Regions from separate parts of the Homo sapiens genome. Here region 1 is linked to region 2. A link is a loop called in an ENCODE intact Hi-C map of the cell type or tissue named here. Cell type or tissue: heart left ventricle. All regions are shown on one strand. Each heading gives the region's core, and the rest is flanking DNA. Links, peaks and the distances in the headings are about the cores only. Region 1 overlaps DCUN1D3 (defective in cullin neddylation 1 domain containing 3). Region 2 holds the start of REXO5 (RNA exonuclease 5).

Region 1 (16,452 bases), core at 3,862-11,861, 65 kb before region 2:
CTTGCTCTGTCTCCCAGGCTGGAGTGCAGTGGCGCTATCTTGGCTCACTGCAACCTCTGCCTCCTGGGTTCAAGTGATTCTCCTGCCTCAGCCTCCCGAGTAGCTGGGATTACAGGCACCCGCCACCACGCCCTGCTAATTTTTGTAACAGGGTTGCACCATGTTGGCCAGGCTGGTCTTGAACTCCTTACCTCAGGCGATCCACCCTCCTTGGCCTCCCAAAGTGCTGGGATTACAGGTGTGAGCCACAGCGCCCAGCCTACTAGTTCTGTTTTTTAATGTGTATGAATGAAAACATAACTATCATATCACACCTATGAATTCATGGACAATAGTGCTTAGGATGATACTAAAGTCATGTCAAAGACAAAATTGCAACCAATTTAGTTTCCAGATCTCAACTGGCTGTATTGCAATTCTAGAATTGGGCAATGTTTCATTCCATAATATAGAATAAGTGTTTAGATGAGCTAAAGCAGGAGTTGGCTTTATAGACAGAAGGGCTGAAGAAAGCAGAAGCAAAGAACAAAGAGTGTATCAGTCCTTTTAAAGCTGCTTTTCTTGTAAGGCAGGACAGGGAAACAGAACAATAGAGAAATAACTGAATAGTTAACATTAGATTACTTCAGACTTTTGTGTGTGTTTGTGTGTAAGGTTTAAAACTAGGGAACTTCATTATCGTGCCAGTTGAAGATTTAAACATGGAGTTTGGGAAGTTGGATGTTATCTCTTTCTCCTGGTTTCTGGGAAGGTCAGATAACAAACTTAGTTTGGGCATGAATGACTCCATTTTGATTTTTAGTCTGGTCTCTTGGAGCCTAGTGCAGGAGCTTAGTCCAGAACCATGGTCTTCTATCATTTTTATTTAACAGTAGATGCAGTTTTTAAAGAAGCTTTTAAGAAAAATATTAGGTGAACAGTAGATGGGATGGTAAAGATGGGATATGAATGGCTGAAGTTTGTAGGTTCCAAGACTCAGTAACTCTAGTGCAGCGCCACACCTTATTCAATGAAGTCTTTGTGGTGATGGCCACTGCTGAGCAGGTCCCGATTTCAGGACTTAAAGACTTGCCTTCAGAAGTCTCAGGCAAAAAAATAAAGACTTGACTAACTCAAGCAAATTGACAAATTTCTTTTTTTGCATTTGTGACAAAAATACCCACAAGTAGGTTATGTAGAATTTAAAATACCATAGCCATTAGTATTGGTGGCCTTTTTTTTTTTTTTCAATGAAAAAATGAATAATATTGTTTACTCTTTCACCTTTAGCAGTTTCCCGGCTACCTGGATTGCTCCTCAGTTCCTCATTGTTTGCTGTTGGGACTCCCCATGTTAGAAGTAAAGTTAGGGTCTGACTTGTTCTGTTGGGGTGGGAGAAAAAGCCTAATTGCTTCTTGAACCCAAGCCAGTGCATGGATTCAAGGCTCTGTCCCATCTCAAGAGCTGACCTGTAGATTACTTCTTCCTGGTGACTGCTTTAAAGGGACAGTGGGATATGTGCCCTAAAATGATGTTAAACACTGAGGCAGGCAGTATTTAAAATCTCATTTCACTTTGTCATATTGCTCATAATTCAACATAGTGGGGTCTTGAGAAGGGAAACGAGTAGTAGTAGAAATGATACAGACTACTGTGGGAGGCACTTGCTTTTTCAGTAAAACCCAGAATAAAATGGAAATCTCTGTTAAGCAATAGAAGCCGAAAAAGCTGCTTTCAGATGTAGTTTATGTTTTTTTTTTTTTAAAGCCTTAATTACCTGTAGTCCCTAAACATTTTCTGTGTATCTTTACACTGTCATCTTTTATTATCTACAGTTGGGGATTGGTCTGTGTTTGCAAGTGATCTTGTTCTGAGTTAACACGCTGTAAAGGGCCATGGATCTGGTATAGCTCCTTGTAATAAGTTATTTAGTGTTTCAGATTTTAGTTTTAAAAAATTGCTATAAAGATGGATCCAAGTCTGATAGGTCCCTGTGCCAAGTGTTACTAGTGAAGATTAGGTTAAAATAGAGCAAAATGCCGGGTGCAATGGCTCACACCTGTAATCCCAGCACTTTTGGGAGACTGAGGCGGGCGGAATCACGAGGTAAAGAGATGGAGACCATCCTGGCCAACATGGTGAAACCATGTCTCTACTAAAAATACAAAAATTAGCCGAGTATGGTGGCGGGTGCCCGTAGTCCCAGCTACTCAGGAGGCTGAGGCAGGAGAATTGCTTGAACCCAGGAGGCAGAGGTTGCAGAGAGCCAAGATTGTGCCATTGTACTCCAGCCTGGTGACAGAGCCAGACTCCGTCTCAAAAAAAAAAAAAAAAAGCAAAATGGTGGCAGTGATATAGCCCAACATTATTCTCCTAATTTATTTTATTTATTTATTTTGAGATGGGGTCTTACTCTGTTGCCCAGGCTGAGTGCAGTAGCCTAATCATGGTTCCCTGCAACCTCGAACTTCATTTATTTAATACAAGGTTTCTACATGACTTCATAATGAGAAACTCTCAAATGTTCCCCAACTGAGGTGGGATCTGTGCTTCAATTCCTCATACTTTGTAAATTTCGATTTTGTCATTCTTACTGTCTTGTCTCAGAGAGGTGTCGTGACCTGTGTCATTGGGCACATTGGCAAGGTGGAAAAAGCCTTTTACTGAAGGCTGTGTTTTGCAGGATTACAAGTCTGCCTTCCCACTAAGATCTAATTGATGACACGCAGCAAGCATCCTTTGAGCAGATTTTGAGTTCAAACCAAGCAACTCCTTGGATATACAATTATAAGACCACCTTACTTGTAGATGTCAGGTTTCTAGAACAGCCTATTTCCTGTGGTATGGAAGTTAGTCATTATGTGTAGGCAATGGTTGATGAGTCTGGATACATTCTGAAAGGGGAGGGGCCGAGTTGTGACATTCACCCTTGGTCTGCAGACCAAGTTTTGCAAAGCTAGAGTGGGGCTGTTTGTTTTCTTCTCTTCTTGGGAAATTGCCATTGGATCAGTTTGTCTTGGTTAAGATCTTTTGTGGGTAGCTGAGCAGTTGGGCTTTTAAAGATGAAAGCCACATGAAAGAAGACTGTTCTTTCCTAGTCATACAAATGATTATCTCCATGGTCGTATAATCTCCATAAGAAGTATGAGCATTCGAGACCACACATTTAAAAACTTAACATATAACAGAGTCAGAAGGAAAGATGTACAACATAGTGGCAGAGGTCAGTACCTTTACAAGCCATTCTTACATGTTCCAGCACCACTTATCGCGGTCTTCTCATGGTAGAATAACCTTTTAGTTTATCCAGAATCTTTTCACTCCTAAAATAAAGCCCTTTTAGGATGTTAGAAACTTGAATATTCATGGCAACTTCAAGTAAAAAAATAAAAATGTTTAATTGAAGACTTAATCTTTAACTCTGACTTTAAAACTTTCCTAGTCAAAGAGCTGGAGTTGCTTAATTTATCAGAGCATTTGCTTTTCCAAGTTCACAGCTCTCAATCGTTGATTGGCCTAGCAGAAAGAGATAATAAAAAGTTGTGCAACAGGTAAAAATCTTTCCAGTTGCCTTTTCCCCATTTGGAAGGAAACCTGTTTTTCTTTCCTTCTGAACAGTTTGGCCTAAGCTCCTCCCCTTTCTGATTTGCATATTTGCTATTTTCATACAGTACTTCAATTGATTCACTCAACAGAAAGTTCTAAAGATCTCCAGTATTTAATACTTCTGATACAACCAGCTTAAGCAAAAGAATTTTCAATTATGATAGCAGTTTAACAGAACAAAAATTTTTTTTTTTGAGATGGAGTTGCGCTCTGTCACCCAGGCTGGAGTGCAGTGGCTCGACCTCGGCTCACTGCAAGCTCCGCCTCTCAGGTTCATGCCATTCTCCTGCCCCAGCCTCCCTAGTAGCTGGGACTACAGGTGCCCGCCACCATGCCCGGCTAAATGTTTTGTATTTTTAGTAGAGACGGGGTTTCACCGTGTTAGCCAGGATGGTCTCGATCTCCTGACCTCGTGATCCGTCCGCCTCGGCCTCCCAAAGTGCTGGGATTACAGGCGTGAGCCACCGCATCCGGCCAGAACAAAACTTTCAAAAACACACTTTTAAAGTACTGAAGTTACTGAAACTCTGAAACCTGAAATGCTCCAAAATTTAGAACTTTTGATCCCTGACATGAGGCCCAAAGGAAATGCTCATTGAAGAATTTCAGATTTCAGATTTTCATATTAGGGATGCTCTACTGGTAAGTACAATGTTAATATTCTAAAATCTGAAGTTCAAAATCCAGAACACTTCTGGTCTCAAGCATTTGGGATAAGGGATACTCAACCTGTACAAGATATTTTCTCCCTAAGAAGAACCAGACTGTTATTTTTAAGTTAGAAATCTATAAGCAAAAGACTGGCATTCTCAGACAGAATGTGGACCATTCATAGGGTACTTCTGAAACTAAAAACCAGTTTTGTAAGCTAAAAAATGTTGGCCTCCAAAATGTAATGCTTTCATGGTTGTATTCAAAGTGAAGCGTATGTATTCTGAATTTTTCTGAAAGACTGACTCTAGGATTGGACACATCGTGTTTCAGGAAGAAGAAATGTGTTTATATGTTGCCAGCTACTTGTTCCAATAATTTTTAGTGCCTATTGTAGATCTTGCTCTTAAGGACTTTATTGTCTGGTTGGAACATAAGATAGTGACAATTAGAAAATGTTGTAAAACCAGTGCTGTAAAAATAGCAGTGCTGGCCGGGCATGGTGGCTCACGCCTATAATCCCAGCACTTTGGGAGGCTGAGGTGGGCAGATCACCTGAGGTCAGGAGTTCGAGACCAGTCTGACCAACATGGAGATACCCCGTCTCTACTAAAAAATATATATATATATACAAAATTAGCAGAGTGTGGTGGCACATGCCTGTAATCCCAGCTACTCGGGAGGCTGAGGCAGGAGAATTGCTTGAACCCGGGAGGTGGAGGTTTTGGTGAGCTGAGATTGCACCATTGCACTCCAGCCTGGGTGACAAAAGCGAAACTCTATCTCAAAAAAAAAAAAAAAAATAGCAATGTTATAAATGAAGGTGCTCAGGGGCAGAGAGGCTCTCAGTCAGGAAGGAGTCCTGTGGGAAGTAAAATCCCAGCATAAGGCATGAAAGACTAGAGAAAGGAATGGGGAGGGATTCTGAGCAGTGGTAACAGTGTGTATAAGACTAGGCCGGGCACGGTGGCTCATGCCTGTAATCCCAGTACTTTGGGAGGCTGAGGCGGGCAGATCACAAGGTCAGGAGTTTGAGACCAGCCTGACCAACACGGCAAAACCCCATCTCAACTAAAAATACAAGAATTAGCTGGGCGTGGTACCATGCGCCTGTAATCCTGGCTACTTGGGAGGCTGAGGTAGGAGAATCGCTTGAACCTGGGAGGCGGAGGTTGCAGTGAGCCAAAATTGTACCACTGCACTCCAGCACGCGTGACAGAGTGAGATTCTGTCTCAAAAAATAAAAAAGTAAACACATTTCCCCACCTAACTGAAAGGATGTTTGAAATTAGGGGAGCAGTTTGGTGAATTTCCTCTGTCTCTGTCACAGGCTAAGGGCTTGCATAAGCTGCTTTAGTTCTGAGCTTATTTCCTCATCCGTAAAATAGGGATAGCCATAGGAACCTCCGAGAGTAGCTGTGGAGAGTAAATGCTATCATGACTGTAAAATGCCTAACGTTGTTTCAGGCACAATAAAGGTGATGGAGGGAACGTTTATCAAGCTTGGTTGAGATTTCCAAGCTATGGGTCATATCTCATTGGTGGGTTATAAGCAACAATTAAAAACAAAATGGGAAAAAAAGAAAACAAATAGTGCAAATCAGTGCATCATAGAAGTAAGGGTAAATATTGAGTAGATTATTTATTTTGAGACAGGATCTTGCTCTGTCACCCAGGCTGGAGTGCAGTGGCACACTCATCGGTCATTGTAACCTCAAATTCCTGGGCTCAAGCAGTTCTCTCCCCTCAGCCTCCTGAGTAGCTGGGACTAGAGGTGTACATCATCACACCCACTTAATTGTTTTAAATTTTTTTGTAGAGACAGAGTATCGCTGTGTTGCCCAGGCTTGGGTAAATATTTAAAAGGTTAAATATTCATGGAACTTTTCTTTGAGTTGTACATGGCTTTATATGTGTGCATTGGGTAAGGATATAAAATATATTTCTCACTGAAGGTTGCAGTTAAAGTTTGAAAACTACTTGTATAGTCCAAACTCTCATTTCTCAGTGACTCAAAGACTTAGCACACCAAAGCAAACAAAAAACCACTCTATCGGAGTATGCTGTTTTGAAAGAAGCAATTTAAACCTTCAGGCTTAAAAAAAAATAGCTTTGAAAAGCATCCTTAATTTAAGAGTCTGAATTTTGGCTCTGCTGCTTACTATCTCCTAGGGTATTATTATTGGAGAGTTGGATTGTTTTATTAGTTGATATGTGTAAAAATGTTTTGAGAATGATGCCTGGTACGTAGTAAACCTTGGGAAACTATTTGTGGATGTTACTATGTAAAAGTGGTAGTACTCTGCATTTAGGTAGATTTGTGCAGTGCACTAGGGACATAGTAGGTGCTTATTTTCCATTTGATTCTTTAGAAAGTATCTCTTAGATGCCAGTTAGCCATTTTCTTTTCTTTTTTCTTTTTTCTGTTTTTTTTTTTTTTTTTTTTTTTTTGAGACAGGGTCTTACTCTGTCACCCTGGCTGGAGTACCCAGGCATGATCACTGCTCACTGCAGTCTCAGCCCTCTGGGCCCAAGGGATCCTCCTATCTCAGTCTCCCAAGTAGCTGGGACCACAGACATGTACCACCAAGGCTGGCTAATTTTTTTATTTGTGATTTTGTAGAAATTGGGTCTCCCTATGTTGCCCAAGCTGGTCTCGAACTACTGGGCTCAAGCAGTCCTCCTGCCTTGGTCTCCCAAAGTGCTGGGTCTGCAGGTGTGAGCCTTCGCATTATGCCAAGTTGACCCTTTTTGTGTCATCATACACATTCCCTGTCTTCTTGGAGCTTGCAGTCTAAGATGCTGTCACTAAAATGACAACAGCCTTTCTCTTCTATGTACTTTTTATATTTGACTATTTGCTTGGGAGCCATGAATGTTTTTGTCCCAAGGGAATAAATAATGTGTAATGCATTTAAGCCTTGGACGCACGATAGACATAATAAAGTATATTATAATAAAATGTCATCTTAGGCACTTAAAAAATTCGGTTTAAGGACTTACTGGGAGGGAGAAATTACGGAACATTTTCTTTTCTGGTTCTTAAAATATGTTTTTGGCCTGGAAGAAACAAGTGTCAAAGTTGTTTTTAAGATTATTAGGTTGACTTCTCTTACAGTGAGTAGTTGGTGTCAGCAAATTGATTTGCAATGAGAAAGATGACTGTGCCTTTTGCTGAGCAGTGGTGGATAATGAGACTTCCACTTCAATAAGCCCATTGGCAATACCGAGTCATAACCTGGGTGAATAGGAGTTAATCTTGGCTGCCTGGCAGAAGTGGATTTGTTATATAATTTATGATACCCAGAAATCCTTTGGGGAGGTCTTTATTATCTTATTATCATGACAGTATCCATCTATGCCTGAAGATTAATTTTTGTTGTTCTCATCTAGTTCCACCAGAGCGATTCTCCTAACTGAAAGGGTAGTGACTTGTTAAATGCCTGCATTTGGCTTTTGCTTTGACACAAAGGTATGCTAATCAAGATTGGATGTTAGCAATCCAGAAATATTTCAGTTAGTGATTTATTAATAGTTTAGAGATTTTTTTTTCTCCTGTTAAACTGACTTCTGAAAAATGAGTCATATTCAGGGTTTCAAACATTTCCTCTTTGACCAGCCTCAAAAAAGGTTTATCAGTGTTTGTCTTGTAGATTGTTGCTGCAATTCATTTGTGTCAGTTCTGCCACTGCTGAAACAAACACAAGAGGGGTATCAGTTTGGTTTTCCATCATTTGACACAAGCGGACTTCTTAATTCTGTCACTGGTGGACGATCACTGTTAAACAAGCCGGTACTATTTTTTATGACTCACTGAGAAGTCATGTGGTAGTGTGATACCCCGTCTCCAGCTACCAGTGTTTAAACTTGTAATTTTCAATATATTGTGTTAAAACAGACTTCTAATTCTGGCTATTTTTCTTTTCAATTTTAGGCCTAAAATTGGAAGCTCTGTTTTTATAAAACAGCCTCCTAGAAAAGTCACCGGTGTTGCTATTCTCTTTCTACCCCAAATATCATAACTGGGCCTGGGGGCGGGCAGAGTAAGAGCTGGCTGTTTCACATGGTTAAGCAGAATGTGTGGGTCTGCCAGCCAGCGGAGGTGGAATCTGCCCTTTGCTTTCTCAGCAAGTACCTCTGGCTTTGGGGGCCCCGTTGAGGACTTTAGTTGTTGGCCTTTCTCGCAGTCATGTGAAACAAAGTTCATTGTCTCTGGTGGCTGTAAAGAGATGGAGGACCTTTATTGTCTGTATCACTTACCCTCTTTGATAAGGTATGTGCTTCAGCCCTCCAAGTTAAAAGTCACTCTGTCATCAAGTGAACAGTGGTATAACATCTCAAGAGGTGTAACACTGGCCATGAGTCCTTGTGTTTTAAGCAGTTGAATTCGTATTTAAAGCAAGTAGTATGCAGTATTCAAAAAAGCTGCTGGCTGTTGCTCCTGCATCTCTAGACACCTTAAATATGATGCCTTTATTTGTTGAGGTGGGGAAGATGCAGTTCAGACCAGCAGCCTGAGGCTTTTCACTGGAGTGTTCCCAGTTGGTGAGCCCCTTGGTCTTCCTAGAGTGCAGTGCATGGCTGTGGCTTCAGTAAACCCTTGGACATAACACCCTGACTGAAAAGAGAGGCAGAAGTGATTTCCATTAATGTGAATTTTTTCTAAGATCCTGAGGTACAGGTCAAAAAGAGACATGACAGGTTGAACATCTCCCTATGTCAGCTTCATATTCTGGCTTTTGCTGTATTTGAGGTGAAAATTAGCTTGTGAAGTGAGGAGAGATGGACCTGTGTACTGCTGGCTGAGAAGCTGTGTTTGTATCACATTATCTGAGAAACTCATAAGGTAAAGAATAATTGGAGTAATAAGATAATCCTCTCCTCTCTTTCCTCTCTGAAGGTAGTGGGTGCTTCGAATGGGGGGAGTCCAAGAAAAAATAGACCTTAAGAATCAGGGCTGGGCCCAGTGCTCACACCCATAAACCAAGTGCTTTGGGAGACTGAGGCAGAAGGATTGCTTGAGCCCAGGAGTTCGAGACCAGCCTGGGCAACATAGCAAGACCCTGTCTGTACAAAAATAAAAATGAAAAAAGTAGCTGGGTGTGGCACCATGTGCCTGTAGTCTTAGCTGCTTTGGGAGGCTAAGGTGGGAGGATCGTTTAAGCCCAGAAGTTTGAAGTTAACAGTGAGTTATGATTGCACCACTGCACTCTGGGCTGGCAACAGAGCCAGATCCTGTCTCTAAAAAGAAAAAATCAGCTCTTGAGAACTGAATTGAGTTCTGCATTCTTAGGACTCAACTCCCTTTACTCTTTCCTGTTGAGTGTTTGTTGACATCATCCTATAATTTGAATTGGTATAAATAGCTACCATTTATTGAGTATTAATTGTGTGTGAGAAAGTGCTAAACATCTCAGATTCAGCATTTATTCAATCACGAGTTAATATATTTAAAGCAATAAAGCCTTGTACAGAGCATGTGCTCAGTATCAGTGACTATTATTCCTTCTACAGATACTTATCAATGTGCCATGTGCCACATAGCCTAGGTGCACAGGGTAAAGTGGCGAATAAGGCAGGTAAAATGCCTGCTATTAGAGGGAGCAGGCAATAAATAAGTCAGCAAATTAGAATTTCACAGAGTTGTAAGTGCCGTGAAGAAGTAAAACAGCGTTGTGCTGAATTAGAGGGAAGTGGCATTTGGATTGGTTGAACATGGAACACATGTCAGCACGTGAACTGAGACCCATCTCATATGAAGCAGCCATTTATTCTTCACCGTGACCTTTTTTTTTTCATCGCAGAACTCAGTCCCATTTTTTTGTTAATTGATAAATAATATATGTAGTTTTGAGACATGTGATAATATGATACATTCACATTATGTGTAAAAATCAAATCAGGGTAATTGGGATATTATATCACCTTAAATATTTATCTTTTCTTTATGCCGGGATCATTTAAATTATTCTCTTCCACCTATTTTGAAATGTACATTAGATTATTGTTGACTGGAGTCACCCTACTGATTTTTCCAACGCTAGGTCTTACTTCTGTTTGTACCCACTAACCCACTTCTTTTCATCTCCCCTCCCGCTCCCCTTCCCTGCCTCTGGTAACTACCTAGAGAAGATAACTGTCTCTCTCTTCCTGAGATCCACTTTTTTAGCTCACACATGAGTGAGAACATGTGCTATTTGTCTTTCTGTGCTTGGTTTATTTCACTTAACGTAATGACCTCTAGTTCCAACCGTGTTGCCTATGACAGGGTTTCATACTTTTTTATGGCTGAATAATATTCCATTGTGTATATGTACCACATTTTCTTTATCCATTCATCCATGGATGGGCACTCAGGTGGATTCCATATTTTGGCTATTGTGAATAATGCTACAATAAACATGGGAGTGCAGATCTCTCCAGTATATTGATTTTCTTTCCTTTGCACATATACCTAGTAGTGCAATTGCTGGATCATACAGTAGTTCTATTTTCAGTTTTTTGAGGGCCCTTTATACTGTTTTCCATAGTGGCTATACTCATTAACATTTCCACCAACAGTATACGAGGGTTCCCATTTTTCCACATCCTTGCCATTCATTATTCTGTTTTTTTTTTTTTTCATAACCATTTTAACTGGGGTGAGATAATATTTCGTTGTGGCTTTTATTTACATTTCTGTGATGATTAGTGATGTTGAGCATTTTTTCGTATACCTGCTGGCTATTTTCATGTCTCCTTTTGAGAAACATCTATTCAGATCTTTTGCCCATTTAAAAATCAGATTAGAGTCGGGCACAGTGGCTCGAGCCTGTAATCCCAGCACTTTGGGAGGCTGAGGCAGGCGGATCACCTGAGGTCAGGAGTTTGAGACCAGCCTGGCCAACATGGTGAAACACTGTCTCTACTGAAAATACAAAAATGAGCTGGGCCTGGTGGCATGCGCCTGTAATCCCAGCTACTCGAGAGGCTAAGGCAAGAGAATCACTTGAACCTCGGAGGTGATTGGTTGCAGTGAGCCGAGATCATGCCACTGCACTCCAGCGTGGGTGACAGAGTGAGACTCTGTCTCAAAAAAAATAAATAAATAAAATAAAAATCAGATTATTATTATTATTATTTTGCTATTAAGTTGTTTGAGCTCCTTATATATTCTGGCTGTTAATCCCTCGTCAGATGGATAGTTTGCAGATTTTTTTTCCCATTCTGTGGATTGTCTCTTCACATTGTTGATTGTTTACTTTGCTGTGTAGAAGCTTTTTAGCTTGATATAACCCCATTTGTCTCTTTTTGCTTTGGTTGCCTGTGCTTTTAAGGTCTTACACAAAAAATCTTTGCCCAGACCAGTGTCCTAGATCATTTCCCCAGTGTTTTCTTCTAGTAGTTTCATAGTTTCATGTCTTATATTTAAATCTTCAATCCACTTTGATTTGATTTTTGTATATAGTGTGAGAGAGGGGATCTAGTTTTATTCTTCTGCATATAGTCATTTAGTTCACAGTGATTTGTTTTAGTTCCCGTTTTCAACTGAGAAGACTGAGATGGAATATGGTTAAGTGTGAGCTAGAGAGTTGGTAGAGCTGGGCTGTACAAACCTAGTCATTTTGCATCCAATGCATGTACTTTCCCTCCTGGAAGGCACATGACTATACTGGAGCAGCTGAAGGAGCTGCAATATCTGTGCAACTGGTTTTTGAGTGAGAGAATTGAATGTTGGTTGCAGAACAGTCAAGACACTGAACGCAATTCAGAAAAGTTGCATGTAATTTCATGGACCCCCTATTGTTGGATGCAACATTTGTGTGTGTGTGTGTGTGTGTGTGTGTGTGTGTGTGTGTGTGTGTGCATGAGCGCACGCAGTTTATTCTGGGGCCATAGTTGTCTTTGAGTCTTCAGACTTATTGATGACTGAAAGAACTTATGGTGCTGCTGCTTTATTTTATAAATTTTTTATGTTGTTTCTTAAAATAGGGCATAGCTGCTAGGGCAGGGTTTTAATAGACAGCATTGTGGTGGCCATTAGGTGGCAGCAATTTTGGCAGGTCATGTGGGTGGGAAGTGGGCAGGAACGAATCATCAGATGTCTTACTTTGCAAAGCTTGCAGTACCACAGTGCCTTCCAACAGGTATAGAGCTCCATTTTTAATTACCTGCTTATCTTTGCACATGTTAATGTACTCTGGGGCCTCATGCTACATGAGCATTTGTGAAAATAAGTAACTTAAAAAAAAAAATCAAAGCCTAAACCTTGGGGCCTCAAGTTTCAACCTGCAGAGAACGTATTCAAATAAAGATGTGCAAACATGAGCATTTCCTGTCAGTCTTTGAAACTTAAACACTTTCTTAATAGGCTCTTCGGCATGTAAAATCAAAGAGAAATTGTCTCAGTGATAGGAATTGAAACCAAGAGGGTAGCCAAGTTCAGGTTAGATTTGGGCTTTCAGTTTCATGGGATATGGTTTAGATCAAATACCTGTTTCAGCTGGAAGGTTGATCATGTTATTGTACAGAGAAAGACTTCTGAGAGATTTTTGCTTTCAGCCTTTCACATGGTGTCTGAATGCTGGGACGGGGTTCCTCTTTGGGAACAAGATGATGACAGCAAATATGTACACAATAGAATAAAGCTCCTGAAGTATTCTGTGGCATATCTACTTGAAGGAGGTCTAACGGTGTAAAAATTGCAATTGGAAAGATTCTTGTAGCCAGTTAGTCATACCATCTTTTAAATAGCATCCTACTGGTCCACGTAGTTATAATGGAATTTGACAGCTTTCATGAACTTGGGATCATTGGTCCTGTTGTTCAGCTAAGGGTCCTATGATATATTCGACTAGAAATTGTGGCCTAGTCAGTTGGTTCTGAACCATGAATCAGAACATCTGGCAATTAGATCTTCTCTCTCTTTGCTCTCTGAATAGAAGAGATCTGAGTGACATAGCTGTGTCTTGGTAGGGACTCTTTCAGTTGTGATAGAAAACCTGATATCTAACTTATGCAAAGGAGAGTTTGTTGGCTCACACCTGTGAAGTTCAGGCTTTGATCTTGACTCTAGGAACAGTTGGATTCAGGGTGTAAATAATGCCTTCAAAATTCAGTTTCCCTTTGTCTCTTCATACTGCTTTCCACTTGGTGATTTCATTTTTGGGTTCTACATGCATTTGAGCTGAGCCCCATGTGATAAACAGGGACCATTTAATCCTCACAGTGACCCCCTAGGCATTCTTATTTTCTCTGGTAGCTCTTTCTGGTAGCATCTCCAGCCTCCTGTATTTTCAGGGTTGAGATTCTGTCTGGCTGGCTTGTCATGGGCATATCCTGGGTCCAGTCATTAAAGCCAGGGGCATGTGAGGCCTTGGTGGGGCTGAGTCCCATAGTTCTTTATGAACCCCACCCAGCCATATGGCCGAGAGCGAGGGAAAAGGATCTGCTGGTGAAAATTGGGTAATCACCTGATGAAGAGCCTGGATGCTGGGAAGGCAGACACGTCTGCTACAAATCTGTCCTTTGACCCAGTCTGCAGCTTGACAGCCCATGTTAGTCTTCACACTAAATCCAGCCCATTGACCATTTCCAGGCATTCCACATTTCTCTTTTGAATGAGCCTCTTGCTCCCTGGGAATGTGAATCACTCAATCCATGGGCCAGACCCTTCTACCCCTGATGTTAAACCTTTGATAAGGGGACTGTTACTCATTAGACCTTAAGATGGTCATCATCTTTGTCCTCTTCTTTTCCTTGGAGGGAGTGTGAGGAGGAAGTTGATCTTCTTTTGAAAGAATAAATTGAGGAAATTTAGATATAAGTGAAAGATGTCTTTAGGATTAAGCTGCTTTTCTCCCCATTCCCCCATCATTTAAAAACACTTCCTTAAAATCCCTGGAGCCAGAATCACTGGATCATTGGATTGGTTAGTTGTTTTTTTTTTTTTTTTTGAGACAGAGTCTCGCTCTGTAGCCCAGGCTGGAGTGCAGTGGCACAGTCTTCCTCACTGCTACCTCTGCCTCCCAGGTCCCACTTCAAGCAGTTCTCCTGCCTCAGGTTCCCAAGTAGCTGGGATTACAGGCATGTGCCACCATGCCCAGCTAATTTTTGTATTTTTAGTAGAGACGGGGTTTCACCATGTTGGCCAGGCTGGTCTTGAACTCCTGACCTCGTGATCCACCTGCCTTGGCCTCCCAAAGTGCTGGGATTGCAGGCGTGAGCCACTGCGCCTAGCCTGGTTAGCCTTTTTGATGTGATTCGCAGTGAAGCAAGACTGAAAGGATATACTCCAAAATATTAACCGTAGGTGGTGAAATTAGTGATTGGCTTTTTTTTTCTTTATGCCTCTCTGTACTTTCTAAACTTCACAAAATAATTATGTAATACTTTTGAATTTGCCAGCAGGAAAGAGAGTCTAGTGACCTCACTTTTCTGACCAGGTTACTGATGTGGTTGAAAGCAGGAATTCTTTTATTGTGTGGATCTTTTCTGTCCCTCTTCCTCTTCCTGTCTGCTATGCATTAGCAGTCAACCTCCATCGTGGGGAAAAAGCTGATAAATGTGGTCTTAATGGATTTAGATTTTTTTTTTTTTTTTTAAGAATTAGCAAACATTAAGAGGTTGATTGGTTACCACGTGGTGAACCTGAGGCCTACTTAGAGGCCTTTGGCTCCCGAAACCACATATCTACATTTGTGGTCATCCAGGTGCCCTTTAAGACATTTGGATGCAGTCATTTATCATCTGTATGTTGTGTTCCTTCGTCGTCTTTGGACTCATTTCATAATTTCCTTTCTTGCCTTTTACTTAGATGCAAAAATCTAACCTTATCTCCAGTTCACTAATTTTCAGTGAGTTGCTGACTCCCAAGTTCTCAGAAGGTGATTGAAAAATGAGCAGTTGATGTGGTAATTGGGTGTTTTGAGGACTAATCAGCTACAATCAGGTAAACCTCCAGGGTGGCTGATAACCATATGCTGACTGGAAGGAGGGTATTAGTGCTAATCAGTGGTTTACTTTCAGTGGGCTCTACTGAGGCTCCATCCTAAGGAATAAAACAAGCTGCAAGCTTATAACGGAGATGAAGAGTGCAGCAGGCATGCCGTTTTTATTAGAGTTAAGGTTCAGTACAAATCCAGGATGGCTTTCTGGTTTTAAACAGGGAAAGTCACTGGAAAAGCTGGTGTGAAAACAAAGAATGACCTAGAAATTTGGTGCCCATTTATGATGCTCCCCCTTGCACATAAGTGGGTAGTTAGAAATGCCCAGATCAATAGTGACAGCAAAAAATATTTCAAGTATGGGTCAGTGAAATGATATAGCCCTTTTTTGGTTATTTTGAGTTATGTGGGATTAAACATGTAGCTCAGTTTGGAAGCCCAGAGACCAAAAAAATGGTTCATTATTTGGTATTTGGAAACTTTATAGTATGTGCGTGTGTTGGCTTGGCTGTATTTGGCAAGTAGGCATTTGTTCTAGCCAGCCCACACTGGCTTCAGTCCTGAGGCCTCAACTGGACATATATTCTTAGTAGTGAATTCAAAGGGTGCAATGCGAGGGACATTGAGAACACTTTCAAAAAGAAATGACTTTATGCTAAACTGGCTGGTCTTAGTCATGTGACCTAAGATGATTTTTATAGAAACATAGCCAGTTTTCTTTTTTAAAAGTTTTCTCTGTCCTCCCTACCCCCTTTCTCCCTTCCTTCCTCCCTCTTTTCTTTTGCACTTTTGAGATTGGTTGATGTAAAAAGTCATGGGTTCCTCCCCAACCCTAACTGGAACTGCTGTTGCTTGTTGCTGCTGTACATTTTAGGACAAAAAGTCTTTTAAAAGCTGGAAAATAGAAGCAGACGGGTCTCGTTTGCTTTGGCAGAGGGATCAACTTTCCCTCCCAAGTAGCTCTGGGTAAGACCTAATCTCCAAAGGTGATCTTTGAAGTCTTAAGTTGGAAGTGGCAGCAGCAACTGTGCATTTAAAGTGTTCCCTCAGTCTTCCTTGTTATTTTTGCACATTTACTTTCTAGGAAGTAGTTTACAAATGGACACCAGCCATATTCCGTCTTTTTCTCAGGTCATTCAGAGTCTTGCTCCCAGGTGGGATCAAGGGGCTCCTGTGGTCCTTGAGACTCTCCGGAGGATGGCTGTGCCAGTACAACCGCCTCAGCCCCTGGCAGCTGTAGAAAAGCTGTCTGAGGAATTCATGTACTTATGTTCTCTGGCCTTTGGGTATC
Region 2 (16,452 bases), core at 4,363-12,362:
TGGATGAAGCTTGAGAACATTATGCTAAGTTAAAGAAGCCAGTCACAAAGCCCACATATTGCACATCCACTTACAGGAAATACCCAGAATGGGTAAATCTATATATAGAAACTAGATTAACGGTTGTCAAAGGCTCAGGGAGTTGGAGGGAAATTATAATACAGGGTTTCTTTTGGGATGATAGAAGTGTTCTAAAATTGTGGTGATGGCTGTACAACTCTGTGAACATAGTAAAAAATACTTAATTGTAACTTTAAGTGGGTGAATTGTGTGGTATGTTAAATTATATCTGTTTTTAAAAAAGGAAATTTAATTATCATTGCTATAATTAGGAGGTAACAAAGAAAATAAAATGAAATCAAAGTACTTTTATTAAATTCTTGCTATATAATTGACCAAGGCTCCGAGCCTAGACCTGCTCTATTTGTTAAAGAAATATGGGGGCAGTGTGGGAGGAGAATTAGAAGTACTGGAAAAGTGTTAAAATGTTAAAGACATACTGACTGTTTTTAATATATTAAGAAGAAATGAAAGAAAACTGAATGAAAAGGAAAGGGAATAACTTTCTTATTAAATATTATTTCAATGCTATTTAATGTCACATTCATGTACTACCTAAAATCATCACTTTGCCAATCACGGTAGACATCACACACTTTTGAGATACACTGTGCCGAAGATATTTCCTCATTAATAGAAGATGAAATAAGAATAAGCCACTCAGAAAACAGCCAGATAAATGAATCTCAAACAGTAGTATTTAAATAAGCTGTTAGATATTCTTACATTGTTAGCAATATCAGAGTAAGCCTAAGCCAACCTTGTAATGGAAAGTGAAACGTTCTCATTTCCTCCTTTGTCAGAAGGCATCTGGTCAAGCCCACTTTCTTAGAGCCATACTTTTGAATGATGGGATCATCCTGAAGGTTGATGGCGGCTTTTGCATTAGAAGGTAAAGGCCCTGAAAGAAAAACAATTGAACGTATATTAGAATGTGTGTTTAAGAACCCTAGAAGAAATGTCTCCTAAGGTTGTATAGGCTAAGCACAAGGAAGATCAAAAGATGTATAAAACTCAGCCCCAACCATTTAGGGGCTTGCAATCTATTACAATTATAAGAACACAGAAAGGCAGGGTGCAGTGGCTCACGCCTGTAATCCCAGCACTTTGGGAGGCTGAGGCAGGCAGATCACGAGGTCAGGAGATCGAGACCATCCATCCTGGCTAACATGGTGAAACCCTGTCTCTACTAAAAATACAAAAACAAAATTAGCCGGGTGTGGTGGTGGGTGCCTGTAGTCCCAGCTACTTGGGAGGCTGAGGTGGCAGAATGGCGTGAACCCGAGAGGCAGAGCTTGCAGTGAGCCGAGATCGCGCCACTGCACTCCAGCCTGGGCAGCAGAGCGAGACTCCGTCTCAAAACAAACAAACAAAAAAAACACAGAGAAAATGAAGTCCCAAATGAGCTAAAACAGTAAAGGGATAGGAGGAGGAATATACTTCACAATAGAGTGTCAGAGATCAAGAAAGGAAAAGATTGAGTCTTAAAAAAAAGACAGAATTCAGATAGTTGGTATATTCAACCTGTTCTTTACAGTGCCTGTCTCTCCCTTATGGTTCATTCTAGCTAAATATACTCCACCCTCAGCCACCTATTTAAGCAGCAAAAGCTTGTTCTTTAACCAGGGACCATTACTGATTGGATTAAGGGTATGACCTGGCTCAAGAGAGATCATCTATAGATTGACCAATGACTTGATATTCCTTATCAAGACATGTTCTCAGAGGGAAAATCTTAAGTAGTTAAGTTCATCAGACCGCCTGCTTTAAGGATTTTCACTAAAAAATATAAAGAACTGGGCTAGGTACAGTGGCTCACACCTGTAATTCCAGCACTTTGGGAGGCTGAGGTAGGTGGAACCCTTGAGGTCAGGAGTTCAAGACCAGCCTGGCCAACATGGTGAAACCCCATCTCTACTAAAAACACAAAAATTAGCCAGGTGTAGTGGCATGCACCTGTAATTCCACCTATTCAGGAGGCTAAGGCACAAGAATTGCTTGAACTCGGGAGGCAGAGGTTGCAGTGAGCAGAGATTGTGCCACTGCACTCCTGCCTGGGCAACAGAGCGAGGCTCTGTCTCAAAAAAAAAAAAAAAAAAAAAAAAAAAAAAAAAAAAATATATATATATATATATATATATATATATATAAAGAGAGAGAACTGACTAGTCAGAAGAGAAAAGAAAATACACAGATAAGTAGATGCTATGAAAGGGTTGGAGAAAATCTTTTTACTAGGGGCACTTAGGTTCCTGCTGGCTTTCTACCCACATACATCCTTCTTCAAACAATATTTGCTCAAGATGACCTAAGTGAGTAGCTGATCCTTGTAAAGAAAATAGCCAAAGTATCATAAGTAGAAGAGGACATTCCAGGCAAGACAGAAATGTAGAGTAAACTTGGTTTGTCAGTAGACCAGTAATGAAGAAAGAAAGGTCTGTGCAAGAGATGAGCATAGGAAACAAAGTTGAGACAGGAGCATAATTAACTTTCGTCCACCATTCAATACGTAATGGGGAGCCACAAAAAGCTCCTGAGAACGGAAGTGATGTAATTAAAGCAGTGTTTTAAGAAACATCAACCTCAAAGATTTGTAAAAAATGGAGTAGAGGCTGGGTGCATGGCATGCCTGTAATCCCAGCAATTTGGGAGGCCAAGGCAAGAGGATTGCTTGAGTCCAGGAGTTTGAGACCACCCTAGGCAACGGAGCAAGACCCAGTCTCTACAAAAACAAAAATTAGCCAGGCATGGTAGTGCATAACTGCAAGTCTTAGCTACTCAGGAGGCTGAGGCAGGAGGATCGCTTGAATGTAGGAGTTTGAGACTGCAGTGAGCTTAGATTGTACCACTGCACTTTAGCCTGGGCAACAGAGGGAGATCCTGACTCTAAATTTTTTTTTTTTTTTGGAGACGGAGTTTCGCTCTTGTTGCCCAGGCTGGAGTGCAATGGCGCGATCTCGGCTCACTGTAACCTCTGCCTCCCAGGTTCAGATGATTCTCCTGCCTCAGCCTCCTGAGTAGCTGGGATTACAGGCATGTACCACCACGCCCGGCTAATTTTGTATTTTTAGTAGAGATGGGATTTCTCCATGTTGGTCAGGCTGGTCTCCAACTCCCGACCTCAGGTGATCCACCTGCCTCAGCCTCCCAAAGTGCTGGGATTATAGGTGTGAGCCACTGCGCCCAGCCTAAATTTAAAAAAAAAAAAAAAAAAAGGAGGAAAGAAAGAAAGAAAAGAAAGGAAGGAAAGGAAAGGAAAAGAAAGGAAAGGAAAGGAAAGAAATGAAGAAAGAAAGAAAGCGAAGTAGAAAGAGGCTAGAAAGGGCTTTACAATAATTCTGGCCAAAAAATTATGAGCATCTGCTAGGGGCAGAAATACCATTTGAGCCAGCAATCATGTTACTGGGTATATTCTAAAGGAATATAAATCATTCTATTATAAAGATATGCGCAGGTGGAAAAGACATGGTATCAACCCAAATGCCCATAAATGATAGATCAGATAAAAAAAAATGTGGTACATATACACCATGGAATACTATGCAGCCACAAAAAGGAACAAGACCATGTCCTTTGCAGGGACATGGATGGAACTGGAAGCCATTATTCTCAGCAAATGCAGAAACAGAAAACCAAACAACACCATGTTCTCACTTATAAGAGGGAGCTGAATGATGAAAACACATGGACACATGACAACACACATTTGGGGTTGTCAGAGGGGTTGGTGGAGGTAAAGCATCAGGAAGAATAGTTAATGGAGGCTGAGCTTAATACCTAGGTGATTGGCTGATCTGTGTAGTAAACCACTACAGCACACATTTACCTATGTAACAAACCTACACATCCTGCACATGTACCCAGGAACTTAAAATAAATGTTGATGAAAAAAGGCCAAGTGCAGTGGCTCACGCCTGTACTTTCAGCATTTTAAGAGGCTGAGGCAGGTGGATCACTTGAGGCCAAGCGTTCAATACCAGCCTGGCCAAACATGGTGAAACTCTGTCGTTACTAAAAATACAAAAATTAGCTGGTATGGTGGTGCACGCCTGTAGTCCCAGCTACTCAGGAGGCTGAGAGGCACAAAAATCGCTTGAACCCAGGTGGCAGAGGTTGCAGTGAACTGGGATCATCCCACTGCACTCCAGCCTCAGCGACAGAGCGAGACTCTGTTTCAAAAAGAAGTTGTTACAGCATCTGAATTAAGATAGTGGAAGCTATGGAGAAAAAGGGATATATAAAACATACATGAAAAACTGGTAGAACATGGTGAAAAAATTATTCAGCCAGCAAAATATTTAAATATTTATAACTTTATTATGTAGCCGGCACTGTTTTGGCCACTAGGAATTCCCCAATGCACAAAACCAACAAAATTCCTCATGACATTTAACTTATAGTTGGAAATATGGATAATAAACAAATAAATACGTAATATATCAGGTAAGATAAGGGCTTTGAAGAAAAGGAGGAGAAAAGTATAGGAAATATTGGGGCAGGGAAAGGGTTACTGTCATATATTTTGTATAGGATGAGCTGAGAAGGTCTCTGTTAAATTGACATCTGAATAGAGATTTATAGGAGCAAAGGGAATTAGGCATGCAGACAGTTTGGGGATAGGGAGCCAAAAGAAAACTGTAAAATTCAACACTGGTGTCTTAGAGAAAAATGACACCAACAAGAGGGAATATGAAGAGACCATTATTTGAGGATGAGAAAAACGCATTTAGCTATGTTATGACTGAGGACAGTAGAATATCCAAATAGCAATTGGAATATTCAGCAGGCAGTTGAGAATGCAGGCCTGCAATCTGGGGCATCAGACCTAGAGATAAAGATACAGGAGTCATTCAAAGAAAACTAATAGGTAAACTTGGCAAGAACAGATGAATGCTCCGAAGGAAAGACTGATTAACGAAGATCAGAGTGCGAGGGACTATGCCTTGGGGACTCTGATATTTAGCACTGGAAAATGAAGTGAAATACTTAGGAGGATGGAGAAGTTGCCCTAACCTCTCTGGCTCCTCAAGGCCTACAGAATAAAATCCAAATTCTTTTGGCATGACATTCAAAGCCTGTAGGTTGTCTCTCCGTGGCTGGTACAGAATATAAAAATAAAACATAAAATAAAAACAAAGCCTGCAGGATATGGCTTTAATCTGCCTTTCCAGCTTTGTCTCTCATCACCACCTCCTCCTATTCTTCTCAGCATGTCCAACAAGCTGTACTCTTCAAACATGTCAGATTTCTTTTTCCTGATTACATCTTTTCTTTTGCAACGTGATGCTTTTACTTGAACCTAGAATCTCATAATGATTACTCTGTGATTTAATCACAGATGTTTAAAATACAGTGCAAATCAAATCAAATACAATTGCAGATCAAAAATGGGCATCCATGAGAAGAAGAGAACAACAGAAAGATAGAAAATTAGAAGTGGGGATTAGGACAGAGGATAATGCAAGCACATTTCTAGAGGAGATAAGAAATCAAGTTACTCCTCACTACTTTTTCATGTTCCCTCAGTGCAATTATTCAATTAATTATTTCTGAACACAAAATAGAGTATCATTGAACAATACCTAACCTTACTATATGCAACTAACTCTGATAAGTCCTATACTACTCTATCACTCACCTTCCTGCAAAACCAAAAAGATTACTTATAACTTACCAATAGGACACAACCCACAGTTTGAAAAACACACTGCTATCATGAATCTTTCAGCTGGCTAGTATCTAAACCTCCTGCCTATTCTTCACTGTGAGTAGTATCAGCAGGTATCCCTTATATTAGTCAAAGGCAAGATCTTCCTTCCCACCTGTACACTGGTGGGTACAAAGACCCAGTGACAGTTTAGAAATTATTCACAGTAATTCATAAGAGTCCAACATCAGTGATACCCAGGTATCCTTAGCTATCTAACCAGATTGTTTCTGAGACATGAACCCTGGCTGTGGTTCCTGCTATCTAACTTCCCTGAGTACCTGCCCATTTTTCCTTAAAAAAACTGTTTTTGTGGCCCAGGTATGGTGGCTCATGCCTATAATCCCCACACTTTGGGAAGCCAAGGTGGGAAGATCACTTGAGCTCAGGAGTTTGAGACCAGCCTGGGCAGCACAGTGGAGCCCCGTTTCTCAAAACAAACAAACAAACAAACAAACAAAATTAGCTGGGGATGTGGCCTGTGCTGGTAGTTCCCCAGCTACTCAGGAGGCTGAGGTGGAAGGACTGCTTGAGTCTGGGAGGTCAAGGCTGCAGTGAGCCGTGTGATCACGCCACTGCACTCACACCTGGGTGACAAGAGTGAGACCCCCGTTTCAAAAAAAAAAAAAATTGTTTTTGTGCTTAAGCTAGTTAGAATTGAGTTTTGTTGTGCTAAACCTACTTACAATCATATCCGTATCTTTTAGAGTGAGCAAAGCATCAAACCAGCATCATAGCTATACCTTCCATTGTCTTGGGCAGATCTCCAGCTCTTTGTTCAGTTTGTAGCCCAACAACATCAGCTAGAAAATCAGATGATGGTGGAGGCAAGCGGAATTTCTGAAAATATATTAACAGGTTTTACAAAAATGGTTGAAAACAGCTAAAATACTGTGAAAGGCCTGGACTTTTATTGTCACCTCAGTGCTTTGAAAGTTCTAGACAGTAATTGTTAGCATTTTAAAATAAGAACTGTTTCCTTAATATAGAAAAGTGACTAAGTAAATGAAGCCACACAACACTAACTGATCCCTATGATTATATATTGTAAAATAGACAAACTTTACAGAAATATACAACTTAGACAAGAAAAGTCCCTTTGTATTTTCAAAGTTCTTCCAAATCTATTATTTCATTGGAAAGCATGCCATTGCCATCAGAATAGATGGTATCACACGGCAAAAAGGTTGAGAGCTTCAGCTTCAGGTTCACCTGGGCTTAAATTTCAGCCCTACCACTTACTAGCTGGAACTCGGGCAAGTTACTCAGTTTCTCATGTACAAAATGGAAATTAAAAAGTATCTATTTTATAAGACTATTGTGATAATTAAAGATGATACGTGTAGCAGGTGGTCCGTGGTTAATAGAGAGCCTGATACACAGGAAGTGCTCAATAAATGAAAGCAAAAAAAATGGTGACCCAGGGAGGTTAAATTAGGGCTCACCAACTCAAATGCCTTCAGGAATAAATGGATGAAATGGGTCACTAGGAAATGGAAGAGGCTACGGGAAAATGGACAGCAGGTGCCTCTTTTTAAAGATGACAACTGCTATTCAGTTCCATATACTGTTTTAAGGGTGCCCAATCTTGCGATTTTTTTAAAGAGAGGTAGAAAACTCAGCTTGTATTATATTTTACAATTTCTGAAAACACCATAGCCCAAATAAAATAGAACAATATCAACCTAGGAGCTACAGATTATAACCTGGGAATAAGAGTTTGCCTAGATTTCCAAAGAAAATCAGAGACAAATCTACATGAGGCCTCTAAGGTCTTTTTGCTTTCTATATCCCCTACTGTTTGTTCAGTTAGGTTGCCAAGGAGCATGGTCCCTGACACATGTATTAGTCTCAGAATGGGAAAACAGACTCAGCCCCTAGTACAAAGTATTCTTAACTTACATGTCTGAATGCTTTTCGAAGACATCCAAACTCCAAATAGAACCTGTAAAAGTGTAGCTGACTCATTCCCTGCAGAACAAAAACCACTACGTTGTTTAGGTGGTTTTGATGAAAAAGCTGGCACCAGCTGCCAAGAAATCAAACCAACACAGTTAAGACAGATGGCCTTAAGTCAGTTACAGTCATATAGAGGGGAAATAGGGGAGAAGGCGCAGGAAAAGCAGTGAGTGAGAGTTAATAGAATTTATCACCATTCACCGTCTGCCTGGAACTGGAAGACAGCCATTATTGCACAGAATTCAAATAAAGATCCCTAGAGATAAATACTTGTTGTATTCAAATCCAGTAAAATACCAAGCAAAATGCAATGCATTTAAATTCACAGTCCTATTAAGGTTTGTTTGGAATCAGAACTAAGCTCACTTTACAAAGTCATCCCTAAGATACCAACCTACTCTGCGGTCCTTCCTAAACCAGGGAATCAAATGGCTGGCTTTAAGAAATTCAGTTTTCGCTGGGCACGGTGACTCACGCCTGTAATCCCAGCACTTTGGGAGGCCGAGGCAGGTGGATGACTTGAGGTCAGGAGTTCAAGACCAACCTGGGCAACATGGCGAAACCCCATCTCTACTAAAAAAAATACAAAAAAATTAGCTGGGCCTGGTTGTATGAGCCTACAATCCTAGCTACTCTGGAGGCTGAGGCAAGAGGATCACTTGAACCTGGGAGGTGGAGGTTGCATTGAGCGGAGATCGTGCCACTGCACTCCAGCCTAGGTGACAGAGCGAGGCTCCATCCCCCACCAAAAAAATGTCAAATCCTGCTCCACCCATTTTTGTAAATAAGACTATTGAACTACAGTCATGCTTATTTGTCTATGTGTTATGTATGGCTGCTTTGGGCTACAATGGCCAAGTTGGGTAGTTGCAATAGAGACATAAAACCTACCAAAAAAAAAAAAAAACAGTTTTAGATAAACTGACAGACTGATGGCTGTAATTGTTGATGGAGAAGACAGTTCTCGAAGTAGCTAGCCAATTCATAACAACCTCCCCCAGAAAGACGTGTGTATTATTTGCATACATACAAAATATTTTTCATAAGACACTTAATAATGGCACCAACAATATCAGAACAGTAAGATTCTCTTTTTTTTTTGTAGGGCCTGAGTCTCGCTATGTTGCCCAGGCTGGTCTCAGACTCTGGGACTCAAGTGATCCTCACACCTTGGCCTCCCAAAGTGCTGGGATTATAACTGTGAGCCACTATGCCGGGGCTCTCTTTGCCTTTTATTTGTAAAAGAAAGAAAAAAGATTAACTGGAATTCTTCACAGATCATTGTTATTTCAGCTGAGTCTGCAACACGGGAAACAAACTAAAATATCTATAGTAGCCAGACAGATACTGTAAATATGGGAAGCAGGCCAGGTAGGACATTGTAGTATACATGTCCCATATAAAGGGGGAGACCACCACTCAGCTTTGACAAATTATTGCCATGTGGGAATATAGGGATAGCTGCCATCTTTGAGTTTTTGGAAGAAGAAAATGTAGATTTTTATATAGGAATTTCCAGAATTAACACTTGGCAGCCATCATAAAAAATTCAGGACATGCTGCATAGCAAAAAAATACTGTCGATAAGCCAGTTTGAAACCTCTGGTTTGAATGATGGAGCTTGGGAGAGGTAAAAAAAAAAAAAAAAAAAAGAAACCGCTGGTCAATACCCACCATTTAAATTCATCTCATACCTGGGTTTTGGAACATTGGATTTGCCCAGAACTGCATACTTCAGCAATTCACACAGCTGGTCATGGGTTACTTCACAGTTGTCAGTAAATAAAATGGTAGATAAGCGGGCTTTCTGCAAAGATTAATCAGGGCGTAGCAAGCCATTATTGGTTATCAAGAATACCAACAAAGCAAGTTAAATTATTCTAGCTTCTGATTACTTTAACATACAGGTATATTCTAACATAAGGAAGTGCTAATTAATTGAAAATGATGGCCTAAAATAACAATATGTGGTAGGTATGACATTATTAATAAAGTAATTATCATTGACACAAAACTGAATTATAGATACTTGGTTACATGCTAGGAATAGGATAAATAAAGCATAATTCATGCTCTCAAAGAGTCCATTCTACTAGGGAGAGAAAGCAATAGCTAATTCCAACACAGTGTGGGTAAGTGCTATTACAAAGCTATGAGAACAAGGAGTCTAACTGCCTTAGGGGTTAGAGAGTTTGGGGAAGGCTACTGAGATGAAAATACTGAGGCTGAGCCTTGAAAACAATGCCATGTTGGAGGGAACATCGCATTCAACATGTAGTATGGTTTGGCAAGGAGCCAGGATTGCATGTTGCATAGTAGTGGAGGTATGAGGAGAGGGAAGCAGGAGCCAGATCATAGATCAATGCGGCCTAAGCTAATGAATCAGAATTTATCCCCTGGGCAACAAGAGTTCAGCAAAGCTCCCAACCCCTTTAAAAAGGCTTTGAACTTATACTTGTTTTTTTCTTTTCTGAGACAGAGTCTCACTCTGTCACCCAGGATGGAGTACAGTGGCGCTATCTTTGCTCACTACAACCTCTGCCTCCCAGGCTCAAGCGATCCTCCTGCCTCAGTGTCCTGAGTAGCTGGGACCACAGATGTATGCCACCACACCTGGCTAATTTTTTTTGTATTTTTGGTAGAGATGAGTTTTTACCATGTTGCCCAGGCTGGTCTCGAGCTCCTGAGCTCAAGCGATCTGCTCTCCTCAGCCTCCCAAAGTGCTGGGATTACAAGCATGAGCCACCACGCCCGGCCTATAGTCACCACGCCCAGCCTATATTTGTTTAATAAAGTAATTCGTGTTTGTTACAAAAGACTCATTAACAGAGAATTGTAAAATAAATGATACAGAGAAACGAAAATAAAAGTCACCTCAGAGATAATTAAAATAAAAGTACAACTTAGAGGTAATCACCACTTTCGTTTTGGTCTGCGAGGCAGCAGAGCATAGCGGTTAGAAGCTCAAGCCCTAGTCATACTACCTGAGTTCAAACACCAGGCTTGGACCAGTGCCATAGCCTTGGACCATCATCATCATCTTGGACCAGTGCCATAGCCTTTCTAAGACTCAGTTTCCTCATCTAGAGAGTAATTATAATTTTATCTCATTAAATAATTGGGAGGACCAATGAAATAGTTCAAGTACAATGTACTGAGGCTAGTACCTGACATAAGTACTTAATAAACATTAGATATTATTGCTAATGTATTCCCATGGCCTTAAGCTAATGTTAAACTCTTACATTAGCGAAACACAGTTCTGATCATTTTACATGCATTAAATCATTTAATTCTCACAACTTTGTAAGTGTGTACTACTATCATCCCCATTTTACAGATAAATTGGAGAGACAGATAAATGATAGAACCAAGACTGGAATGCAGGCTTATCTCTATACTATACAGCCCGCAGTGGATTTTATCAATCATTCTTTTTTGAAACCAACTCCCTACTCCCGAACTTAAGCTGTATCTTTCCATATCAGTTAAAAAAAATCAATTTTAATACTTGAATAATAGTCCATTTTCTAAATTTACCTGAAAATTTATAATATATCTGAAAAACATTCCCTATTGATAACACTGGTTTTTTAAATTACAAACAACATTATGATGAACATCCTTGTACAGACACCTTTGTACATCTATCTACTTTCTTAGGATCAATTCCTGGTTCAAATGAACTCCTGAAAGAATATGCCAGTTTGTTTTTACCAAATAAAAACATGAGATTAATAAGGTGAGACTGAGCAAGATGGAGTCTATATGGCGGTGAGTAACCCTGGTTGCCAGGCATGGGATGTCAAGAGCCTGAGTTGGGTGAGGAAGGTGTCCTGTAGAGGAGACAGTCCAGGACTAGGAGCAGAAGCTGAGGACATTCATGCAGGAGGGTGCTCTGGTGTGGGGTGTCAAAGCCTCAGCAGCACAAGGACGTCACCCATACAGGAAGGAAGGGAGGGCAGTGAGTCCTGACATCAGATGTCAGAAACTATTTAGGGTAAGGAGGGCATCAATGCTGAGGGACAGTAGTGGCCTGTTGCAGGGTTTAAAGCCTGAACAGGATGAGGGTATAAACCTGAGAGGGATGGTGGCAGCCACCTGTCATAGGATGAGGGTGCTCACAAAGGAAGATGACCTGGTACAAGGTGATGGAGCCAGTGCAGGGTGACAGAGCCTAAGCAGAGTCAAGAGGGTGTGAGGGTGGGTCAGCGGCAGCAATAAGGATTGATCAAATATACTGAAGATGTTGGGTGTCGGGTTTCTCATTGTTAGTGAAGGAAGTTACAAATATGAAAATGGACTGGGCGCGGTGGTTCACGCCTGTAATCCCAACACTTTGCGAAGCCGAGGTGGGCAGATCACTTGAGGTCATGAATTTGAGACCAGCCAACATGGTCAAACGCCATCTCCACTAAATGTACAAAAATTAGCCAGGCGTGGTGGTGGGTGCCTGTAATCCCAGCTACTCAGGAGGCTGAGGTAGGAGAATCGCTGGGAGGGAGAGGTTGCAATGAGCAGAGATCATGCCACTGCACTCCAGCCTGGGTGACAGGGCAAGACTTTTGTCTCAAAAGAAAAAAAAAAAGGAGAAAACTAGAATGAATAGAATGAACCCTGTATTACTGGATTTGGATTAAAGTGGAGATACTGATGTGAATTCACATAAGTAAAATACAGAAAAATATTTAAATGTAAGTATGTGTGTGTGTATACACTTTCAACTTACAAAATTTTCAATTTACGATGGATTTATTGGGACGTAATCTTATTTTAAGTGAAGAAGCATCTGTATTAACATCACCATAGCACCCAAATCTAAATATCATTCTACACTAAAAAGAACCAGGTACCCTAAGAGAAATGACTGATTCCAGGCTTGGGGCAGGGAAAGCACATATGAGCCTGGAATATCTTCTTGTGCCAGAAAGTAATGACATGCTCAAAGAATGATGTTGTCATGTCAAAAGGCCACAGAAGCTAGCTTAATGACAAAATCTTGGATATTTAAAGCATCACAATCCAGTAAAAGATAGTAACACACTGAACAAAATAGGTACCACTGAGTTCATCATACTGATAAAAAAGTAAATGCATAAGCCCAAAGTGTTTGAGGAAGCACATTACAGACAGCTGGGAGCAGTGGCTTGGGCCTGTAACCTCAGCTACACTGAGGCTGAGGTGGGAGGATTGCTTTAGCCCAGGAATTCCAGACTAGCCTGGGCAATATAGCAAGATCCTGTCTCAAAAAAATAAGAATGAAAATTACACAGAGAAAAAGATAACTTTAGAGAACTTTAGTAGAAACTATCTTAATCTAGTTATCAAGGTTAATATCACCAATAATGGGACAAATCAAATTGTGTACAATCTGCAAGGGAGCAGAGTATCACTCCTGTGATATTCCTGCTAAAGATGTATATAACCTGAATCTAATCAATGAAGAAACAGACAAATCTAATTTAAGGGACATTCAACAAAATAATTGGCCCAGGATTATTCAAATGCAGTAAAGTCATGAATATCAAGGGAAGACTAAGGAACTGTTTGATGGAGACATGACAATTAAATTTAACACAATTCTAGACTGGATCTTATTGCTAAAAAGCGTTATTCAAACAACTACAGAAAATTTGGATGGCATCTGAGGAGTAGATGGTCATGATATATCCATGGTAATTTCCAATTTTGATGGTTGCATTGTGATTATGTAGGTTTATAGAGAATATATAATAAAATATCTTGAGGGTGGGTAGAAAAAGACCATTGTGTCAGCAACTACTTTCAAATGTTGGTTGAGGGGAGGTTTTGATACTATTCTTACAACTTTTCTAAAAGTTTGAGATTGTTTCAACATAACAAAATATGTGATTGTCAATCTCCTTACACTAACCACATAAACATTAAACATTTTTTTGCAAATTTGATAGGCAAAAAAACTGGAATCCCACTTTAATAAAAAAAATTTTCAGCTGGGTGCAGTGGCTCACACATGTAATCCCCAGCACTATGGGAGGCTGAGGCAGGTGAATCTCCTGATCCCAGGAGTTGGAGACCCTGTCTCTCTTTAAAAAAAAACAAACGAAAAAAAAACAAAAAAAAGCAGTGGCTCATGCCTGTAATCCCAGAACTTGCAGAGGCCAAGGTGGACAGATCGCTTAAGTCCAGGAGTTCAAGACCAGCCTGGGCAACATGGCAAAACCCCGTCTCTACAAAAAAAAGAAAAATTAGCTGGCACAGTGGCACACATCTGTAGTCCCATCTAATTGGTGGAACTGAGGTGGGAGGATCACTTCAACCTGGGAGGCAAAAGTTGCAGTGAGCCAAATCCAGCCTGGGCAACAGAGGGAGACTCCACCTCAAAAAAAAAAAAAAAAAAAAAAATCACATCCCTAATCCCTCTCTCACATATTATAACTTATTTTTATCATTTGTCTCTGCCCACTAGAATATAAGACCTACTAGGGCAGTGAACTTGATTCACTGATGTACCCCAAGCACCTAGGTCAGTGCCCCAGCACATGGCAGACAATAAAAACCAATGAATAGCTGGGTGCAGTGGCTCATGCCTGTAAGAGGCAGAGACAGGAGGATCCTTGTCACACCACTGTAGTCCAGCCTGAGTCCAGCAGAGCAGAGACCCTGTCTCAAACACAAAAACAAACAAAAAAGCCCAATGAACGACTGAAGGGATGAATGAAGTATATTTAGTTCTCAGTAAATGGTAAGGATGATAGGGATAATCAGCCTTTTTATTCCCCTATTGCAGCGGTCCCCAACCGTTGGCACCAGGGACCGGTTTCGTGTTAGATAATCTTTCCACTGACTGGGAGAAGGGCTGGGGGGATGGTTTCGGGGTGATTCAAGTGCATTACATTTATCATTAGAGTCTCATAAGCAGCATGCCACCTAGGACCCTCGTATGCAAAGTTCACAATAGGGCTCACAATAGGTTTGGCACATTCCTATGAGAATCTAATGCCTAGGTGGAGCTCAGGGGGTAACGTTCTATCGGCCACCGCTCACCTCCTGCTGCTTTGTGGCCCGGTTCCTAACAGGCCAGCTGTGGACAGTGGGTTGGGGACCCCATGGACAGGCAGGTACTAGTCTGTGCACAGGGGGTTGGGGACCCCCGCCCTACTGGAATGTAAACTGCACGAGGGCAAGGAATTGTATTTTTGTGCCCCAGGATATCGATGAACATTCCTATTATGTACAGGCAGTTTTTTTTTTGTTTTGTTTTTTGTTTTTTTTTTTTAAGAGATGGGGTCCTTGCTATATTGCCCAGGCTGGTCTTGAATTCCTGGCCTCAAATGATGCTCCCGCCTTGGCCTCCCAAACTGCTGGGATTACAGGCGTGAGCCACTGCACCCGGCCCACCATCCCAGTTTTTTTTTTTTTTTTTTTTTTTCTGAGACGTGATTTCTTTCTTGTTGTCCAGGGTGGAGTGTAATGGCGTGGTCTTGGCTCATTGCAACCTCTGGTTCCTGGGTTCTAGCGATTCTCCTGCCTCAGCCTCCCAAGTAGGTGGGATTACAGTCACCCACTACCACGCCTGGCTAATTTTGTGTGTGTGTTTTTGGTAGAGACGGGGATTTCTCCATGTTGACAAGGCTGGTCTCGAACTCCTGACCTCGTGATCCGCCCGCCTCGGCCTCCCAAAGTGCTGGAATTACAGGCATGAGCCACCGCACTCGGCCGACTCACTATCCCAGTGACAGCCAATGACAGCCTTGTTGCAGGAAGGTGGTATTACACTCATTCCCATTTTAATGATCAGGGATCAGGTTCGGAGAGGCCAGGGCGGAGAGCCCGCCCGAATCCAGTGCCCCCGACGGCGGTTGGGCGAGGGTCCGGGAGCTCCAAACCGCCTAGGGCCGCCTGCTCGGGATCCCCGTTGCTCACCTTGGCCTCGGGCTGACTCTCCTCGAGATCCCAACCGGCTTTCATCGCCTCAGCTGCCCCGACCAGCTTATTTGGGGCCTGCCTGCTTTCCCTGACCTTCCTGGGGTGTCTCTCGGTCCCTTCCCTCTCTGGCTCCATGGCTGTGGAGAAAGATGAGGTAGAGCTGGGGAAACTCCAGCGCCCCTATTCCCCCGCGTGCCGCCTCCTAGCGGGAGAGCTACACGGGCTTGACAGCTTTCAACCTCCCTCGGATCCGCTTCTCAATTCAGTTTACCGAACTATCCCCGTTCCCCTAAAAAAGCGAAGGTGCCAACGATCTCCCCGTTCCGCGGACTGGACACCCGCGCCGCTCTAACCCAAACGGCTTTACCGTCCGCATCGGTTACCGGATTCTCAACGGTTCCCCAACGGCTACAACGGGCGTCTGCCTGGCAAAGAAGGAAGGTGCTGCCGAGCGGCTTCGCCGCCTAAAACCACTCCCCACGCCCCCTAGCCCGGGAAACGCAGAAGAGAAGACGGGCGGGGAGCAGAGGTTCTCCCCTCCTTAGCCACAGCTGCCAACAACAACCGCCCCTCAGCCTCGCGGGCTTTTTGAACGGACCGGAAGTAGAAGTCGAGCGACTTCCGGCAGCTGGACTTGGAAAAGCAAGGAGTGTCGGGAATGGCGACCAAGCGGCTCGCGCGGTACTCGAGGGAGTTCCGGGTCGGGGGCGGGTAGCTCCGGGTCCAGCGCTGGCGTTGGCCGCAGAGCAGGGCACGGCAGGTGGCATCTGCGGTGAGGGCCTCTATTCCCCGCAGCCCCGGCGTCTGCGACCTGCCCT

What was found. Hi-C counts contacts between places; a loop is a spot of excess contacts. Peaks named below come from ENCODE experiments on the same cell type or tissue, not always from the same donor. Only the 100,000 strongest peaks of a DNase experiment are listed, where the experiment ranks them.
Region 1: a loop joins it to region 2, with 13 times the contacts of the local background. A loop is called at or near these places in 4 of 110 quality-filtered maps.

The regions. Positions count from the first base shown.
Region 1 is chr16:20,870,840-20,887,291 of GRCh38, reverse strand. All of the region lies in intron 1 of DCUN1D3 (defective in cullin neddylation 1 domain containing 3), which reads left to right. Among named protein-coding and RNA genes, the nearest start is that of DCUN1D3, 21 kb to the left of the region's middle. RefSeq lists enhancers at 8,220-8,289, 12,360-12,579, 12,830-12,929 and a silencer at 11,634-11,713. In heart left ventricle, for the core only: no CTCF peak of the experiment used is centred there; no DNase peak of the experiment used is centred there; H3K27ac peaks cover 1,637 bases.
Region 2 is chr16:20,806,271-20,822,722 of GRCh38, reverse strand. REXO5 (RNA exonuclease 5) reads right to left here and starts at 16,196. Exons shown (of 20, transcript NM_030941.3): 1 at 16,018-16,196; 2 at 15,632-15,771; 3 at 9,421-9,533; 4 at 7,670-7,796; 5 at 6,511-6,607; 6 at 821-961. The coding sequence starts at 15,769. ERI2 (ERI1 exoribonuclease family member 2) reads left to right here and starts at 16,251. Exons shown (of 9, transcript NM_001142725.2): 1 at 16,251-16,315. The coding sequence starts at 16,293. RefSeq lists enhancers at 15,392-15,531, 16,252-16,361, 16,110-16,452. In heart left ventricle, for the core only: no CTCF peak of the experiment used is centred there; no DNase peak of the experiment used is centred there.